Linked DNA regions of Homo sapiens: region 1 is linked to region 2. Evidence: chromatin contacts called from ENCODE Hi-C or POLR2A ChIA-PET data. All regions are on one chromosome and are shown on one strand. The core of a region is the stretch at or near the end of the contact, and the rest is flanking DNA. Distances in the headings are between cores, read along the strand shown.

Region 1 (5,092 bases), core at 1,750-4,249, 110 kb before region 2:
CAAAAAAATTATGCTTTCAAACTGCTTTGCTACATTAGCTTTGCCTTAATACCTCAAACCCTCACATTATTTGCTCGTTTGGGTTAGAGCACTGGAAACCTCTGTGAAAATGCCAGTGGACAGTATAACTAAAGAAAGATCTTGTCAATACCTTAGCTGAAATTTATTTATGCAATTAGCACTTGCCTCTTGGAAGAGTCCTGACAGAGTAGGACTCTGGAGAGATTAGGATTTTCGTGCAGAATCAAATGATACAGGATGGCCTAATAGGTATGAGGTAGGTTAGAGTGGGAACTGCAGTGAGGGGTCATGGCATATAAAGTCATTGAGCTCCTGGGGAAAGTGGGAAGGAATAGATAGTGGACCAGAAACAAGTGTAGAGAATGGAGCACTTTTGTACAAATTAGAAAAAGAGGCCCTGGCCAGGCGCCGTGGCTCATGCTTGTAATCCCAGCACTTTGGGAGGCCAAAGTGGGTGGATCACCTGAGCTCAAGAGTTCAAGACCAGTCTGGCCAACATGGTGAAACCCCATCTCTACTAAAAAACACAAAAATTAGCCAGGCGTGGTGGCGCGTGCTTGTAACTCCAGCTACTCAAGAGGCCGAGTCAGGAGAATCGCTTGAACCTGGGAGGCGGAGGTTGCAGTAAGCTGAGAACATGCCATTGCACTCCAGCCTGGGTGACAGAACAAGACTCTGTCTCAAAAAAAAAAGAGAGAGAGAGAGAGAGACCCCTGTTGCACATCTTGGAGCACAGACTGGATTTCCACCCACAGTGGTCCCCTTTTAGATTCTAGAATAACATTGTTTCACCCAATGTTGTTTTATTACAATGCTGATGAGGGGGGTAAAAAAAGAATCAATTCCTGGCTGGGGTCACTGTCTGTGCAGAGTTTGCTGGTTCTCCCCATGCCATGCCAACTACTTTCCTCTCACATCCCAAAGATGTGCACATTAGGTTCACTGGCGTGTCTACATTGTTCTAGTCTGAGTGAGTGTGTGTGCATGTGTGCACGCGTGCATATGTGTGCCCTATGATGGGATAAGGTCCTATCCAGGGCTGCTTCCCACCTTGTTCCCTAAGCTGTCAGGATAGGCTCTGGCCACTCAGGACCCTGAACTGGAATAAATGAGTCGGAAAATGAATGAATGAATGAATATAAATTATTGTAAAATAAAAATTCGTAAAGTAGATGATAATCATACAAATACACAATAAAGTAGACAATACTCATACAAATACACAATAAACAATGAGGTATGAAAGCACTCAGGGAGACTGCTGAATTTGTTCTCATTTACCCTGTGTGGTGGGAGGAGTTGCGCCTTACAATTTTCACTCTGCACACATTTATTCCTTGGTTTAACCCACCACCAGTATGACCACTGTTACTCACTGATTCACCAAAAATAGGTAAATCTTACTTGCTTTTATTAATTTTTTTTTTTTTTTTTTTTTTGAGGGAGGTCTTGGTCTGTCTCCCAGATTGGAGCACAGTGGCATGATCTCAGCTCATTGCAACCTCCACCTCCCAGGTTCAAGCGATCCTTCCACCTCAGCCTCCTAAGTAGCTGGGACCACAGGTGCACACCACCATGCTCAGCTAATTTTTGTATTTTTTTGTAGAAACGGGGGTTTCACCATGTCACCCAGGCTGGTCTTGAACTTTTAGACTCAAGTTATCTGCACACCTTGGCTTCCCAAAATGCTGGGATTATAGGCATGAGCTACCTCACCTGGCCTAATCTTTCCTAAATGCATGTATAGCTCACATTTATTTCAATATTTAATACTGGAAATGTTTTGAGTCTTTTTTTTTTTTTTTGAGACTGCATCTTGCTCTGTTGCCCAGGCTGGAGTGCAGTGGTGTGATCTCGGCTCACCACAACCTCCCCCTCCTGGGTTCAAGTGATTCTCCTGCCTCAGCCTCCTGAGCAGCTGGGATTACAGGCATGCCACCATGCCTAGCTAATTTTTGTGTTTTTAGCAGAGACAGGGTTTCACCATGTTGGCCAGGCTGATCTTGAACTCCTGACCTCAGGTAATCTGCCCACCTTGGTCTCCCCAAGTGTTGGGATTACAGGCGTGAGACACTACGGCCGGCCTGAGTCTTTATTAACAAGTTTGATGATGTTTTTGTGACCAGGAATATATGCCATAGGAACTTAACTGTTGTTTATATCAATTAGGCCGTGATAATTTTTTTTTATAGTCAGTTCACCTAAAGTCACGGTTTCCAAGAATCTATCAACAGCATTAAGTGAAAACTTACTGTGCACTGAACAATTTGTGACTGACTTGTATCAAGCACATACATCATAACGTTGCTTAGGGACTGCTCTGCCTGCACTCCCGCTGTTGTTACTCTTTTCCCAAAATAGCCATAGAAAATGAAAAGGGAGGCTGGGCGCGGTGGCTCACTCCTGTAATCCCAGCACTTTGGGAGGCCGAGGCGGGCGGATCATGAGTTCAGGAGATCGAGACCATCCTGGCTAACACGGTGAAACCCCATCTCTACTAAAAATACAAAAAAATTAGCCAGGCATGGTGGTGGGCGCCTTGTAGTCCCAGCTACTCGGGAGGCTAAGGAAGGAGAATGGCGTGAACCCGGGAGGCGGAGCTTGCAGTGAGCCCAGATCGCGCCACTGAACTCCAGCCTGGGCGACAGAGCGAGACTCTGTCTCAAAAAAAAAAAAAAAAGAAAATGAGAAGGGAACTAATATTCACACTGCCTAGCTGCAGCCCTCACTGAATCTACTGAGCCCCTACTCTGTGCAGTCACCGTGATCACAAAAAACTCCATGAATTGTATATTCTCATCCCAGTTTTACAGATGAGAAAAATAATGATCCAAAGAGCTTAAGTAGTTTCCCTAAGGCACATAACTAAGAAATCATTCAAAGAGGTTAAGTATTATGTGCTGAGCTGAGTCAAATTGAGGTCTTCTGACTCATGCTTTTCTTGTCTCACTCTACCACGCCCTGTCACTGAAAATTGCTTCCTTGAGTTTGTGCAGTTGCACATTCGCAGTTATGCGAACCCCGTTTACTTCACTGCATTGACCTTCAATGGGCTGATTTATCACAGGTGAGCTGTTGGCTTCTCATTTGTAAGTGGGCCATCTGGCAAGCAGCATATGGAAGCAGACCCTTTAACAAGGTCATAAGAAGGTTAATTAACTCTAGATTTTAAACTATTTTTCTAAAACCTGAAAGAAAGAAATACTGTTTGATATTGAGTACCAGCTGTTAGTAAGGTGTTGTGTTGGGTGCTGTATAGATATTACATTATAACTTCTTGTTTAATCCTCACAATATCCCCGTGAGAAAAATACTACACTAGCCTCCATTTTTCCAATGAAAAACAAATGTGACATTGAGAAGTAACTTGCCAAAGATCTCCTGAGCCCAGGAATTTGAGGCCAGCCTAGGTAACATGGTGAGACCTCGTTTCTACAAAAAGTTATTTTCAAAAAAATTAGTCAGGTGTGGTGGTAGCTCCCCTCTAGTCTCAGCTACTTGGGAGGCTGAAGTGGAAGGATTGCTTGAGCCCAAGAGATTCTCGGCTGCAGTGACCTGAGAATCACACCACTGCACTCTAGCCTAGATGACAGAACAAGACCCTGTCTCAAAAAAAAAAAAAAAAAAAAAAAAGTTTGTAGCTCAGTGAATTCACTAGCGTCCTTCTCCAGCTTGTTTAGAAAGCATAGGAAATCGTTTATAGCAAGTCAACTCCCAGTTCTAACTTTAGGATTCTACCTGCAACTATCATTTTCAACTTATAGTACCCTTGGTGAATGCCAAACAAATAGGCATATAGTACCCAGACACATTTGAAGAAATGCATTTCTACCTTATTGCAAAAAAAAAAAAAAAAAAAAAGACTCACAATCTGATGTCTAATGGTCTAATGTCTATACATTGCTTGGCCATACTGCCCAAGGTAATTTATAGATTCAATGCCATCCCCATCAAGCTACCAATGACTTTCTTCACAGAATTGGAAAAAACCACTTTAAAGTTCATATGGAACCAAAAAAGGGCCCGCATTGCCAAGACAATCCTAAGCCAAAAGAACAAAGCTGGAGGCATCATGCTACCTGACTTCAAACTATACTACAAGGCTACAGTAACCAAAACAGCAAAGTACTGGTACCAAAACAGAGATATAGACCAATGGAACAGAACAGAGCCCTCAGAAATAATACCACACATCTACAACCATCTGATCTTTGACAAACCTGACAAAAACAAGAAATGGGGAAAGGATTCCCTATTTAATAAATGGTGCTGGGAAAACTGGCTAGCCATATGTAGAAAACTGAAACTGGATCCCTTCCTTGTACCTTATATAAAAATTAATTCAAGATGGATTAAAGACTTAAATGTTAGACCTAAAACCATAAAACCTTAGAAGAAAACCTAGGCAATACCATTCAGGACATAGGCACGGGTAAGGACTTCATGTCTAAAACACCAAAAACAATGGCAACAAAAGCCAAAATTGACAAATGGGATCTAATTAAAGTAAAGAGCTTCTGCACAGCAAAAGAAACTACCGTCAGAGTGAGCAGGCAACCTACAGAATGGGAGAAAATCTTTGCAATCTACTCATCCGACAAAGGGCTAATACCCAGAATCTACAAAGAACTCAAATTTACAAGAAAAAAACAAACAACCCCATCAAAAAGTGGGCAAAGGATATGAACAGACACTTCTTAAAAGAAGACATTTGTGCAGCCAACAGACACTTAAAAAAATGCTCATCATCACTGGCCATCAGAGAAATGCAAATCAAAACCACAATGAGATACCATCTCACACCAGTTAGAATGGCGATCATTAAAAAGTCAGGAAACAACAGGTACTGGAGAGGATGTGGAGAAATAGGAACACTTTTACACTGTTGGTGGGACTGTAAACTAGTTCAGCCATTGCGGAAGACAGTGTGGCGATTCCTCAAGGATCTAGAACTAGAAATACCATTTGACCCAGCAATCCCATTACTGGGTATACACCCTAAGGATTATAAGTCATGCTACTATAAAGACACATGCACACGTATGTTTATTGTGGCACCATTCACAGTAGC
Region 2 (4,655 bases), core at 1,501-4,000:
GAGACCAGCTTGGCCAACATGGCAAAAACCCATCTCTACAAAAATACAAAAAATAGCCAGACACAGGGCGTGAGCCTGTAGTCCCTGCTACTTGGGAGGCTGAGGCAGGAGAATTGTTTGAACCTGGGAGGCAGGTGGAGGTTGCAGTGAGCCAAGATTGTGCCATTGTACTCCAGCCTGGGTGACAGAGAAAAACTGTCTCCAAAAAAAAAAAAAAAAAAAAAAAGAAAATGAATGCTTTCTGAGACTTCACAATTTGGTGACCCTGTGAAATTAACAAAGGAACCTTGGTACTTTAGTGTCCCTGATAATTTTTTTCACTAGTTATGGAAACTTCCTTGGAAAGAAGAGAAAATGTAGTGAGCCACAGTCTTCTCTTTCTTAAAATACATAGTTACTGTTTTTCTGACTCTGTCACTCTCTGTTTTTTATTTTTGTTTGTTTGTTTTTTTGAGATGGAGTCTTGCTCTGTCGCCCAGGCTGGAGTGTAGTGGCATGATCTCAGCTTACTGCAACCTCTGCCTCTGGGTTCAAGCAATTCTCAAGTAGCTGGGATTATAGGTGTGCACCACCATGCCCGGCTGGGATTACAGGTGTGCACCACCATGGCTAATTTTTTTTTTTTTATTATACTTTAAGTTTTAGGGTACATGTGCACAACGTGCAGGTTAGTTACATATGTATACATGTGCCATGTTGGTGTGCTGCACCTAGTAACTCATCATTTAACATTAGGTATATCTCCTAATGCTATCCCTCCCCCCTCCCCCCACCCCACAACAGGCCCCGGCGTGTGATGTTCCCCTTCCTGTGTCCATGTGTTCTCATTGTTTAATTCCCACCTGTGAGTGAGAACATGCAGTGTTTGGTTTTTTGTCCTTGCGATAGTTTGCTGAGAATGATGGTTTCCAGCTTCATCCATGTCCCTACAAAAGACACGAACTCATCATGTTTTATGGCTGCATAGTATTCCATGGTGTATATGTGCCACATTTTCTTAATCCAGTCTATCATTGTTGGACATTTGGGTTGGTTCCAAGTCTTTGCTATTGTGAATAGTGCCGCAATAAACATACGTGTGCGTGTGTCTTTATAGCAGCATGATGTATGATCCTTTGGGTAATTTTTTTTTTTTTTTTGTATTTTTAGTAGAGATAGGGTTTCACCATGTTGGTCAAGCTGGTCTTGAACTCCTGGGGTCAAGTGACTTGCCCACCTCAGCCTCCTAAAGTGTTGGGATTACAGGCATGAGCCACCATGCCCAGCCTCTAGAGCTATCTTAGCCCTATTAATATAGCATGATCTTTCTGGGATGTTACTAAATGCCTTGGGTGTTCAGTGAGGTTCCTCTAGTCTGACTTGGTAGAGCTTGATTGTTTCCTGCTTGTGAGCTCTGGAAATTGACTGGCCTGTGGCTCCTTGGCAACTACTTTGTGTAGTTTCATCCTAAGAATGCACTGCTGAGTGTTGACTCAATACTCGAGAGTGTTCTGTGTACATTTTTGGAGCTCTTTCTCTGTGTGACTTTTTCCTTTTGAGTCCTCTGCCTCACCAATTCCAGGCACCTCAGGTTTTCCAAACTTTGATCTCTGTCACTTTAGTTTAGCAAGATCACTGTATTTGGCTTGGGATCCTCTTTGTGGTCTAGAAAATGTTTCCAGACAGAAATTCTGGGCAATTATAGGCCTCCATTTTTCTTTTCTTTTTTTTTTTTTTTTTTTCTTTTTGAGATGGAGTCTCACTCTGTCACCCAGGCTGGAGTACATTGGTACAATCTCGGCTCACTGCAACCTCTGCCTCCTGGGTTCAAGACATTCTCCTGCCTCAGCTTCTCAAGTAGCTGGGACCAGGCAAGCACCACCACACCCGGCTAACTTTTGTATTTTTAGTAGAGATGGTTTTTTGCCATGTTGGCTAGGCAGGTCTCGAACTCCTGACCTCAAGTGATCCACCCACCTCGGCCTCCCGAAGTGCTGGGATTACAGGTGTGAGTCACCACGCCTGGCCAGGCCACCATTTTCTTAGAGAGTTGCATACTGTGCAGTGTCTGAAAGCAGTCATTTGATATATTTTGTTCAATTTTCTGTATTTTTGCCCTGGTAGGAAGTCAGATCTATTATCGTTTGCTCCATTATGGCTGTAAGCAAAAGTCTTCTTTTTGTATTTCATCAGTTCTGTAATATTTAATTAATTTTAGTATTATATCATTGCAGCAATGGCTTCAACTACCAGAAATACTTATATTATTTTTTAAAAAAGAAATACTTATATTATTTTGGTCCCCTATTTCTTCTTTATTTATGTTCCTTTTTATTGTAGTGAAAGGTGCATAACATAAAACTTACATCTTAACCATTTTTTTCTAAAGACCTTGATATTCCACCCTTTCAGTTACAGTTGGGACAAGGGGAGAATGAGAATGGGAAGAGTTGGAGTGAGATGAAGAACAAGGAGGCGCTCTATGGCTGGAAGTCTAGTACATTTAGTTTTTGTACTGGAAGGGCTCATCGTCTCTGGTTTCAATGGGAAGACGTGTGGATGAGGGCTTCTGTCACATGTCTTCACCATTTTAAAATATGCAGTTCAGTAGTTTAAAGGGTATTCACATCATTGTGAAACAGATCTCCAGAACGTTTTCATCTTGCAAAACTGAAACTCTACTTATTCAAGAGCAACTTCCTTGCTTCCCCTTCCCTCAGCCCCTGGTAACCCCCATTCTACTTTCTGTTTCTGTAAATCTAAATATTCCAGGTAACTCATGTAAGTGAAGTCATACAATATTTGTGGTTTTGTGACTGGTTTATTTCACTTAGCATAACGCCCTCAAGATTCATCCACGTTGTAGCTTGTGACAGGATTTCCTTTCCTTTTAAAGCTGAAAAATATTCCATTATCTGTATATACCACATTTTGTTTATTCATCTGCCAATGGACTTTTGAGTTGTTTCCACCTTTCAGCTATTGTGCATAGTGCTGCTGTGAACATGGATGTGCAAATATTTATTTGAGACCCTTTCATTTCTTTGGGATATATAACCAGAGATCATGTGGAAGTTCTATTTTATATTTTTTGAGGAACTTCTTCATGTAGAATATTTGACAAATTTCATTGCTGTTGCTCTGCTAAGCTGTATCTGTTTGCTTATTTGTCTAGTATGATGGACGTTCAAGATTAATCTAGATTTCTTTTTTGCATATCCAGGGCCCATGCAGAATCTCCACCATGTGTAGACAACCTAAAAAGTGACATCGGTGATAAAGGGAAGAATAAAGATGAAGGGGATGTTTGTAACCATGAGAAAAAGACTGCAGATCTTGCCCCTCACCCAGAAGAGAAAAAGAAGAAACGTTCTGGATTCAGAGACAGAAAAGTATGAAACATAGTCTTATAAGTTGATCAGAAGTATATCTTAAAGTAGAATAATGCAGTTCAATCTTTTTAATCATATGTTTCAGATGGTTCATCTTCACTTTCAAGTTATCACTTCTTTGCTATTTTCTATCATGTTCTAAGCCAAAAGTACTCTTGGAATGTGAGGTTAAAGGAGGTAGTTAAAAGGATCTAGGACCAATAACCATGATTAGCATATTTTTTCTTAGTTCTTTCAGTTCAACTGCCTAAGGTGATTCTTTTTTTCTGGATCTTCCTGATGCTAAATGTTATCATATATGTTAAGTTGAGTCTTTGTGGTATTTCTGATATCGGGTTGTAGAGACAGAATAAAATCTCTTTGGAAACATAACTTCTAGAAGACCAAGTAACTTTGAGGACAGCACAAACTTCAAATGACTATCAAGATTTTATGTAATTAGGCCCCGCATGGTGGCTCATGCCTATAATCCCAGCACTCTGGGAGGCGGAGGTGGGTGGATCACCTGAGGTCAGAAGTTCAAGACCAACCTGGCCAATGTGATGAAACCCTGTCTCTACTAAAAATACAAAAACTAGCCTGGCATGGTGGCATGCACCTGTAGTCCCAGCTACTCAGGAGGCTGAGTCAGGAGAATTGCTTGAACCCGGGAGGTGGAGGTTGCAGTGAGCTGAGATTGTGCCACTGCACTTCAGCCTGGGCGGCAAAGCAAGACTGAGTCTCAAAAAAAAAAAAAAAAAAAAAAAAGATTTTATGTAATTAACACAACCTGCTGTTATGTAGCTTTGCCTCAGCGAAGTTTCAGTTCCACTACAGCAGTTCCTATGATATCAGGTATTTGAGTTCAGCAAACATGAGTGATGAACAATGAAAAGGATGGATTTCTTAGACATTTTGCATGTCAAGGTTAAAATTCAGGGAGTTGCGTTCAGTTGCTAAACTATAGCTAATAATGCAACAAGATAATTTGAGTTATTTCTGCGTTTTGTGTGTTTGTGGTTTGTGTTTGCAAGAAGAGTTCTTTGTAAAATCTGGATCTTCTGTCTGGTTTCATATGTTAGATGAAGTAATTTTTTTATTTTTGGAGACAGAGTCTCCCTCTGTTGCCCAGGCTAGAGTGCAATGGCATGATCTTGGCTCACTGTAACCTCCGCTTCCTGGGTTCAAGCGATTCTCCTGCCTCAGCTTCCCAATAGCTGGGATTACAGGCATGCACCACCATGCCCCGCTAATTTTTGTATTTGTAGGAGAGATGGAGTTTCACCATGTTGGCTAGGCTGGCCT

The links. Hi-C counts contacts between places; a loop is a spot of excess contacts on that map. ChIA-PET counts read pairs that join two places held with the same protein, here RNA polymerase II (POLR2A). Pooled maps may share reads with other maps.
Region 1: a loop to region 2 is called in a pooled map, with 2.3 times the contacts of the local background. The contact joins two enhancer-like sites. A Hi-C loop is called at or near these places in 5 of 50 pooled maps. POLR2A ChIA-PET finds 5 or more read pairs at or near these places in 8 of 52 experiments (BJ, GM12878, PC-9 and 4 more).

What each region holds. Positions count from the first base shown.
Region 1 is chr10:72,674,463-72,679,554 of GRCh38, reverse strand. No RefSeq gene overlaps it. Among named protein-coding and RNA genes, the nearest start is that of MCU, 15 kb to the left of the region's middle. RefSeq lists a silencer at 2,810-3,104. Within about 2 kb of position 2,999, at least 6 of the 41 ENCODE cell types and tissues checked have a DNase peak (open chromatin) inside an H3K27ac peak, as active enhancers do.
Region 2 is chr10:72,561,611-72,566,265 of GRCh38, reverse strand. It overlaps MICU1 (mitochondrial calcium uptake 1), which reads left to right. Exons shown (of 12, transcript NM_001195518.2): 3 at 3,203-3,371. Among named protein-coding and RNA genes, the nearest start is that of MICU1, 62 kb to the left of the region's middle. RefSeq lists a silencer at 4,201-4,310. Within about 2 kb of position 2,750, at least 3 of the 41 ENCODE cell types and tissues checked have a DNase peak (open chromatin) inside an H3K27ac peak, as active enhancers do.